2 separate regions of the Homo sapiens genome follow, and region 1 is linked to region 2. Evidence: chromatin contacts called from ENCODE Hi-C or POLR2A ChIA-PET data. All regions are on one chromosome and are shown on one strand. Each heading gives the region's core, a stretch centred on a gene start or an enhancer-like site at or near the end of the contact. The rest is flanking DNA. Distances are from core to core; before and after follow the strand shown.

What was found. Hi-C counts contacts between places; a loop is a spot of excess contacts on that map. ChIA-PET counts read pairs that join two places held with the same protein, here RNA polymerase II (POLR2A). Pooled maps may share reads with other maps.
Region 1: a pooled map shows a loop between it and region 2 (2.1-fold over the local background). The contact joins the enhancer-like site here to the promoter of APOL1 in region 2. A Hi-C loop is called at or near these places in 1 of 168 maps with a recorded cell type or tissue (endothelial cell of hepatic sinusoid) and 1 of 50 pooled maps. POLR2A ChIA-PET finds 5 or more read pairs at or near these places in 5 of 52 experiments (HEK293T, HepG2, activated B cell and 1 more).

What each region holds. Positions count from the first base shown.
Region 1 is chr22:36,416,985-36,421,241 of GRCh38, reverse strand. It overlaps the pseudogene RPS15AP38. Among named protein-coding and RNA genes, the nearest start is that of MYH9-DT, 31 kb to the right of the region's middle. RefSeq lists a silencer at 3,698-3,747. Within about 2 kb of position 1,891, at least 20 of the 41 ENCODE cell types and tissues checked have a DNase peak (open chromatin) inside an H3K27ac peak, as active enhancers do.
Region 2 is chr22:36,250,980-36,255,034 of GRCh38, reverse strand. APOL1 (apolipoprotein L1) reads right to left here and starts at 1,902. Exons shown (of 6, transcript NM_003661.4): 1 at 1,816-1,902; 2 at 36-98. The coding sequence starts at 79. RefSeq lists enhancers at 1-40, 1,790-1,849.

The sequences.
Region 1 (4,257 bases), core at 642-3,141, 170 kb before region 2:
ATGCCTCATGGAAAAAAAATCTGTAGAGATAGGGTCTCATTATGTTTCTCAGGCTGGTCTCAGAATCCTGGTCTCAAGCAATCCTCCCACCTTGGCCTCCCAAAGCCCTGGCATTAGAGGCATGAGCCACCATGCCCAGCACTAAGCATTTCTCACAAACAACTTTAAGTCCTAGGAGGCAGGCACTATTATTTTCCCCACTTTACACATGAGGAAACTGAGGCTTCCAGCAGACACTTGACAGTTAGTGGTTCTGTGTAAGTCCCAACAGGAGACTTTTGGTTAGAATAATTCAAAGGTACATGGCTTCTGTTTTATCTCAAATTAAAAAATAATAACAGGCTGGGTGTGGTGGCTCATGCCTATAATTCCAGCACTTTGGGAGGCCGAGGCGGGTGGATCCCTTGAGGCCAGGAGCTTGAGACCTGCCTGGCCAACATGCTGAAACCCCGTCTCTGCTAAAAATACAAAAATTAGCCAGGTATGGTAGCTCACTCCTGTAATTCCAGCTACTCAGGAAGCTGAGGCAGGAGAATAGCTTGAACTCAGGAGGTGGAAGTTGCAGTGAACCAAGTTCTCACCACTGCACTATAGCCTGGGCAACAGAGCAAGACTCTCTCCAAATAAATAAATAAAAACAACACGTGAGAAAGGTCTGTTCAGTCCAAACGCCCAGCAACAGCTGTTCTGTTCTCCTTTGTACTCATTCTAGTCTGTCTGGAGGATTCTGCCTGGTGGCTCCTGTCAGAGTCTTCCCTGATCTCAGCAGAGCCCATGTTTTCTAGAAGAACACAGACACCAGTCTCTGTAACCAAACGACTTTTCTTTGGCTTCTGGGAATGTCCACTCCTTCATGTTTCCTCAGCTGCTCCTGGGAGTCCCTAGAGAAATTCCTCCGGCCAGTGGCTTTGTGAGACTTTAGTGGAACAGCTATTCCTATGTTTGCTCAGTCACAGTGGCATCCCATCTTCCAGGAGTCAAACTCCAGCTCGAGAGGGCTGCTCGCAAGAGTAACTCACTCATGGCTTTTTTTTTTTTTTTTTTTGAGACGGAGTATCGCTCTGTTGCCCAGGCTGGAGTGCAATGACGCTATCTCAGCTCACTGCAACCTTTGCCTCCCGGGTTCAAGCAATTCTCCTGCCCCAGACTCTCGAGTAGCTGGGATTATAGGCACCCACCACCACGCCAGGCTAATTTTTTTTTTTTTTTTTGAGGCGGAGTCTCATTCTGTCTCCCAGGCTGGAGTGCAGTGGTGCGATCTCGGCTCAGCCTCCCGAGTGGCTGGGACTACAGGCACCCGCCACCACGCCCAGCTAATTTTTTGTATTTTTAGTAGAGATGGGGTTTCACCATCTTGGCCAGGCTAGTCTCAAACTCCTGACCTCAGGTGATCCACCTGCCTCAGCCTCCCAAAGTGCTGGGATTATAGGCGTGAGGCACCGCACCTGGCCTGCTGGTCTCTGTTTAAAAAGTGAAAGAAAACAAAAGAAAGAAAGAAATCAGGCTGGGCACGGTGGCTCACGTGGCTGGGTGGGCTGCTCAGGCTGTCTGAGGTCCGGTTTGAGAGATCACAGACCCTAGGAGGTGACAGAGCCAGGGCACCAGAGGGGGCTCCCACGGAGCAGAGTCCTGGTCCTGCCTGCTGCCTTTTCTTGCCATTGCAGTTTGTGACATTCCAGAACACCCCCAGACATGTGGTTTTTGTATACAAGTCCTCGCGGCTAGCGTTTAGCAATGCACTTTCATCTCAGAGTAAACACATTTTCAGTTTTATTTTTGCTCCCGCCTTATCTCCCTGAGCCCCAGCTGAGGCCCTGAAAGGAGGGCAAAGGCTCTTCCCCAAACATTGGCCTTTTGTTAATGACTTTCATCCTGGTCACGTGGACTGAAGCAGCAGTCCTCCAGACATTTCTCTGGTCCTTTGAAAACAAGCAAGAGCCTGGGAAGGCAGGAGCACACACACCCAGCCCCAGCCCCTGGCTCCGGTTTAACGGAGGAAGAGAGGAATGGATGTGTGTGGGGTGCCCTTTCTCTTCTGTTCTTCTGTTCTTCCTTTTCTTTTTCTCTTTTTTTTTTTTTTTTTTTTTTTGAGAGAGAGTCTCGCTCTGTCACCCAGGCTGAAGTGCAGTGGTATGGTCTCGGCTCACTGCAACCTCTGCCTCCCGAGTTCAAGCTATTCTCCTGCCTCAGCCTCCCGAGAGGCTGGGACTACAGGCACCCGTCACCATGCCTGGCTAATTTTTTTATTTTCAGTAGAGATGATGGTTCACCAGGTTGGCCAGGCTGGTCTCGAACTCCTGACCTCGTGATCCACCCGCCTCAGCCTCCCAAAGTGCTGGGATTACAGGCTTGAGCCACAGCGCCCAGCCTAGCTAGTCCTTGATTTGGTTCAATGTGTGAGCCCCACCTCCAGAGTCGAGTCCCACCTCCTACATCAATCCCAGCGCTTTGGGAGACCGAGGAGTTTGAGACCAATGTAGGCAACATAGTGACACCCAGTCGCTATTTTTTTTTTTTTTTTTTGAGATGGAGTCTCACTCTGTCGCCCAGGCTGGTGTGCAGTGGCGCGATCTCCGCCTCCCGGTTCACGCCATTCTCCTGCCTCAGCCTCCCGAATAGCTGGGACTACAGGTGCCTGCCACCACGCCCGGCTAATTTTTTTTGTATTTTTAGTAGAGACGGGGTTTCACCGTGTTGGCCAGGATGGTCTCCATCTCCTGACCTCGTGATCCACCTGCCTCAGCCTCCCAAAGTGCTGGGATTACAGGCGTGAGCCACCGCGCCCGGCCCCCAGTCGCTATTAAAAAATAAAAGTACCAGGCCGGGCGCGGTGGCTCACGCCTGTAATCCCAGCACTTTGGGAGGCTGAGGCGGGTGGATCACAAGGTCAAGAGATTGAGACCAGCCTGGCCAACACGGTGAAACCCCGTCTCTACTAAAAATACAAAAATTAGCCAGACGTGGTGGCAGGCGCCTGTAGTACCAGCTAATCGGGAGGCTGAGGCAGGAGAATCGCTTGAACCCGGGAGGCAGAGGTTGCAGTGAGCCGAGATCGCGCCACTGCACTCCAGCCTGGTGACAGAGAGAGACTCCTTCTCAAAAATAAATAAATAAATAAAATAAAATAAAAGTACCAGCCTGGGCAACATGGCAAAACCCCATCTCTACAAGAAATACAAAAATTAGTGGGCATGGTGGTGCACACCCATGGTCCCAGCTACTCGGGAGGCTGAGGTGGGAGGATCACCTGAGCCTGGGAGGCCAAGGCTGCAGTGAGTCTTGATCATGACACTGTACTCCAGCCTGAGTGACAGAGTGAGACACTGTCTCAAAAAAAAAATTAATTAATTAAAATTAGAAAATAAAACAGGTAAAGTGGCCAGGTGCGGTGGTCATGCCTGAAATCCCAGCAATTTGGGAGGCTGAAGCGGGCAGATCACCTGAGGTCAGGAGTTTGAGACCAGCCTGGCCAACATGGTGAAACCCTGCCGCTACTAAAAATACAAAAATGAGTCGGGCGTGGTGGTGGGTGCCTGTAATTCCAGTTACTGGGGAGGCTGAGACAGCAGAACTGCTTGAATCCAGGAGGCAGAGGTAGCAGTGAGCCGAGATCGTGCCATTGTACTCCGGCCTGGGCAACAGAGTGAGACTCTGTCTCAAACAAAGAAAAAAACATGTAAAGTGCTTACGTGGTTCCCGGCACATGGCAGGCACTCAGCAGATATTGGCTGTGATTCCAGGCAGAACTCAGCCCCATGGGGAGTGGCCAAAGGAACACCAAGCGCCCTGGCTGAGACTTGAAAACACCTGGGCTAAACCTCAGCTCTGCCACTTCCTGTGTGGCCTTGGGCAAGTGACCTCATCTCTCTGAGCCATGGATTCCTCATCATTCCGAGATGATTATGCTTCCTCTGCTTATTTTTTGGGGACGAGATCAAATGAGAGCCTGGATGTCTACGATGCTGCTCTAGAACAGTGTCCTAGGCACCCCTTGCTGCCTGTGTCCCTGGCTTGTGAAAGGCAGAATCAGCATTTTGCACTCAACTTTTCCCCGCAGCCCCTCAATGGACACTTGGTGTCTGACCAGTGCTGCTCTGAATCCTGGCACTCTGTCCCCAGCTGTTTGATGTTGCAAGGGCAGAACCCCAACATGGGGGAACTGAAAGGGAATTTATTGGTTGGCAATAAATAATAATAATAAATAAAAGTCCAGGTGGAGCTGGGTGCAGGAGTCCAGATGATACTGTCAGGACTCTG
Region 2 (4,055 bases), core at 653-3,152:
CTCCCTCCCGCCTCAGGGCTCTGAGCCAAGCTCACCAGATGCAGAGGACAGAGACTCTCAGCAAAGCAGCTCCCTCCATGTCGCTGCAGGGCCTCCTCCTTGAGCAGGAAAAGAGGGGTTGAGACAGTGTGCTCCTCCTGAGAAATCACCATTTTCATTTCATTTTTTTTTTGAAATGGAGTCTCGCTCTATCACCCAGGCTGGAGTGCAGTGGGGCGATCTAGGCTCGCTACAAGCTCTGCCTCCCGGGTTCACGCCATTCTCCTGCCTCAGCCTCCCGAGTAGCTGGGACTACAGGTGCCCGCCACGACACCCGGCTAATTTTTTTGTATTTTTAGTAGAGACAGGGTTTCACCATGTTAGCCAGGATGGTCTCGATATCCTGACCTCGTGACCACCTGTCTTGGCCTCCCAAAGTGCTGGGATTACAGGCGTGAGCCACCGCGCCCGGCCTTTCGTTTAGTTTTTAATAAACAGTTTTGCTCTGTCACCCAGGCTGCAGGGCTTTGACACCATCCTAGCTCATTGCAGCCTAGATCTGTTGGGCTCAAGTGATCCGCCTCCTTCAACCTTCTGAGTAGCTGGGACTACAGGTACACACTACCATGCTGGGCTAATTTGTTAATTTTTGATTTCATAGAGACAGCATCTCCTGTGTTTCCCAGGCTGTCTTGAACTCCTGGCCTCAAGTCATCCTCCCGCCTCTGCCTCCCACAGCACTGGGGTTACAGGCTTCATCATCTCTTTTTGGTGAAGAACAAATAAGACCATGACTCAGATTTCACAGAAATTACCCCCCTGATTTCATGGACTTTTGGCAGCTCTATCAGGTTTTTTACAGGGGAAAATACTCAGGCTGGGAGGGGAGGTGAATTTCCCAGAGTCACACAGCTCTTGGAGGGCAGAGGGGAGGCCAACATCTGCCCTTGTGACTCTAATATTGAAGCAAAAATGTTTGATTTTAATAATCCAAAAGTTTCCAGGTTTGATTCTCCTTCTATGAACACAGAGATCTAAGCTCTCACTCCTGTAGTTATACTCACAATTCCACAGTGTGGCTTTTGAATCTCATGATTGCAAAGCTGGCATCATGCCACAGGCACCATTCTGCAACGCACCCTTCTCACTCCCCTGTCTCAGCCACGTTTCCCATTAGGGACACAGCACAGCCTGTTTCTTCTCCATCACCCCAGAAGTCTGAACAGAGGGACAGAGGTGAGGGCCAGAGACGTGGAGTCCTATGATCTACCTGCTCAGCCTCCTGACACGGGACCCTGGGCAAGTCATTCCGCTCCCAGGGCCTCAGTTTCCCCACAGGGCCTGGCACAAGTTGGTGCTCAGACTCAGGGTGGGTGAGATGACCTCTGAACTCCTTGTACCTGAAAAAAAATTCTGTTGCCCCCATTGGGCCTCAGCAGCAGCACCCTGGGGCCAGCCTTGGTGTGGCCTGGCCATAAGAACAGGCTGGGATCTGGGTCACCTCCTCTCCTCCACCTTCTTTGGTTCCTTCAAATTTCCCAAAGAGATGGGCACCCCCAACACAAACCTTCCTTCTGGGTTCACTCAGTCGTGTCTCAGCAGTCAAAACCAGGGCTGAGCCCAGGGAGCTTTGTGAACCCATCTGAGCTGTTTCCCCAACCCTCTATAGTTTAAGAGCCCAGCAGGAGAGGGGAAGCAATCAGACTCAAGCCTGGGTGCAAATCCAGGCTTTGCCGCTACTTTCCTGTCTATCTGAACCAGTCACCTAACCTCTCCCAGCTTATCTACAAAAGCTGTGAGAATAAGATGGAGGCAGGTCAACTGTCCCCAACTTACCAAGGAATCTTCCCCTGGCAGAGACTGAGCAAGATCCAGCTGTTCTGAGCTGTGTGGATCCCACCTCCAGTTATGCGTCTGTATAATAACCAGACAGGTCCTCCAGTCCCCAAGATATACCGAGGAATTCGAAAGGGAAAGTGAAAGTCACAACTTCCCAGCAGCTCATGACCAAGCACAGCAAACACGCTCCCCTCCACCTTCAGTCCAGCCCCACCCTCCTTGCTGCTGCCCTTAGAGGAGCAGCCTGAGACCAGACATCCAGATCCCTCTCATCCAACCCACCTGCCTCGCATCCTCAGGGCTGGGGGTCTGCTGTGGTCTCAAGGAGAAAGACCTGCCACTGACATACTATGGGACCCTGCAGATTACTCCCCATCCTCCCGTGCATCCACATTCCCCTGATGCCTGCCTTACTCCTGCCCGTGCCATCGGCATAAGCACAGTCTCCCACACATGCCTTGTGGATGCTTATTGTATATTTATTGTAATGCCGTTGGGGTTATTTTGGTTATGTTTTTGAGACAGGGTCTCAGTCTGTCACCAAGACTGAATTGCAGTGCCACAGTCATCGCGCACAGCAGCTTCAAACCCCTGGGCTTAAGCCATCCCCCCACCTCAGCCTCCTGAGTAGCTGGTTCTACAGGTATCAGCCAACCACCCAGCTAATTTTTAAAAAAATTATATTAGAGATGGTGCCTCACTATATTGACTGGGCTACTCTTGAACTCCAGGCCTCAAGTGATCCTCCCACCTTGGCATGAGCCACCGCACCAGGCCTGCTCTTGTTGAAGGCCATGCCTTGTGGCTTCTAGATATTTGCTTATATGGGGTCTTCTGCCGGGAGCACCTGCTTCCACCGCCTGGAAAAATCATGCTCATCGTTCAGTGACAAAATCAGGCATTGCCTCCTTTCAGAGATCCCCCAGCATCCTCCCCAGCAGAGGCCACTGCCCCGTGTTCCACTCCCGAGGCACACAGGGTGGAGGGACTAGAGACCACTGCTCAGCCACACTTCCATGACTAGGAAGTCATGCAACCAGATTGCTATTGGACTTTTGTGCTTTGCCCCAGGCAGAAGGGCCTCAAAGGCAGCTAAACCACAGAAGCCAACCTGACCCTTCCATGGGGGCCTATTTCATCCTGAGCAAACATCTCTGGGGGCATCGTGTCCACCTCACCCCACCCATACACACACACACACCAGCTTATGAGGCAGGAAGAGAATGGTGATTACACAGGGACTGCACAATACACTTTGCAATACATTCCATTTGCAAATGCTTCTCCATTTGATTGAGTTTTATAATCATCCCCTCAATGGGCCAGGATTATGATCTGATTTTGCAGATGAGGAAACTGAGGCAAGAAGAGAGGACGTTGCTTTCATCCAGCAACTCAGGGAGGAGGCAAGACTTGTAAACCAAAGAGGGTCTGGGACACGTCTCAGTCAGTTTAGATGTTTACTCTGCCAAGGTTGAGGATGCACCCAGGAAAAAGTCACACAAGTCACAGGAGGTTCTGGGGTCCACTCGTTTTTCACAGAGGGTTTTGAGGCCTCCAGTATTTAAATGTGTAAAATCAGGCAGGAGTGGAAGGAGGAAAGGAAAAAAGACAGGATAGGTAATGAGGTGAGTGGTCACATTCTTGTGAAGCTTTGATTAGCCCTCCTTGAATCCACAGGTTGTCTATGAAAGGAGGGGGTAGAGGAACAGTCAATTATTCATTCGTCTCATGCACAGTTCGTCTACATTTTATATAAGATAAAAATGAACATAGAGTAGAGGAAGCAGGCATATGTGCATTTTTCTGAGGGTGGGCAGAAGTCTTGTTATTTATCATGTACCAGTAAAGATAAGTTGCTAATTTGCATTGTCACAATGAAATTACACAAAGTCTGCCTCAGGGTAAAAACTGCTGGGACCCACAAGGAGTTTCCTTGTGAGCAATTTGTGAAGGAGGCTACCTGGGGAACATGTTGCCTTTTGTCTTCGCAAATATCTGCTTAGAAGCAAAAACAAAGGCAGGTTTTGGAGTGACTCCGTTTCTAAGCTTAACTGTTTCCAGTGAGTTTTGGGGTCCCAAGATTTGATTTTCCTTTCACGTTTTCTCCTTGTTCTTCAACAACTTTTTTTTTTTTTTTTTTTTTGACAGATTCTTGCTCTGTTGCCAGGCTGGAGTGCAGTGTTGTGATCTCGGCTCACTGCAACCTCCACCTCCCGGGTTCAAGTGATTCTCCT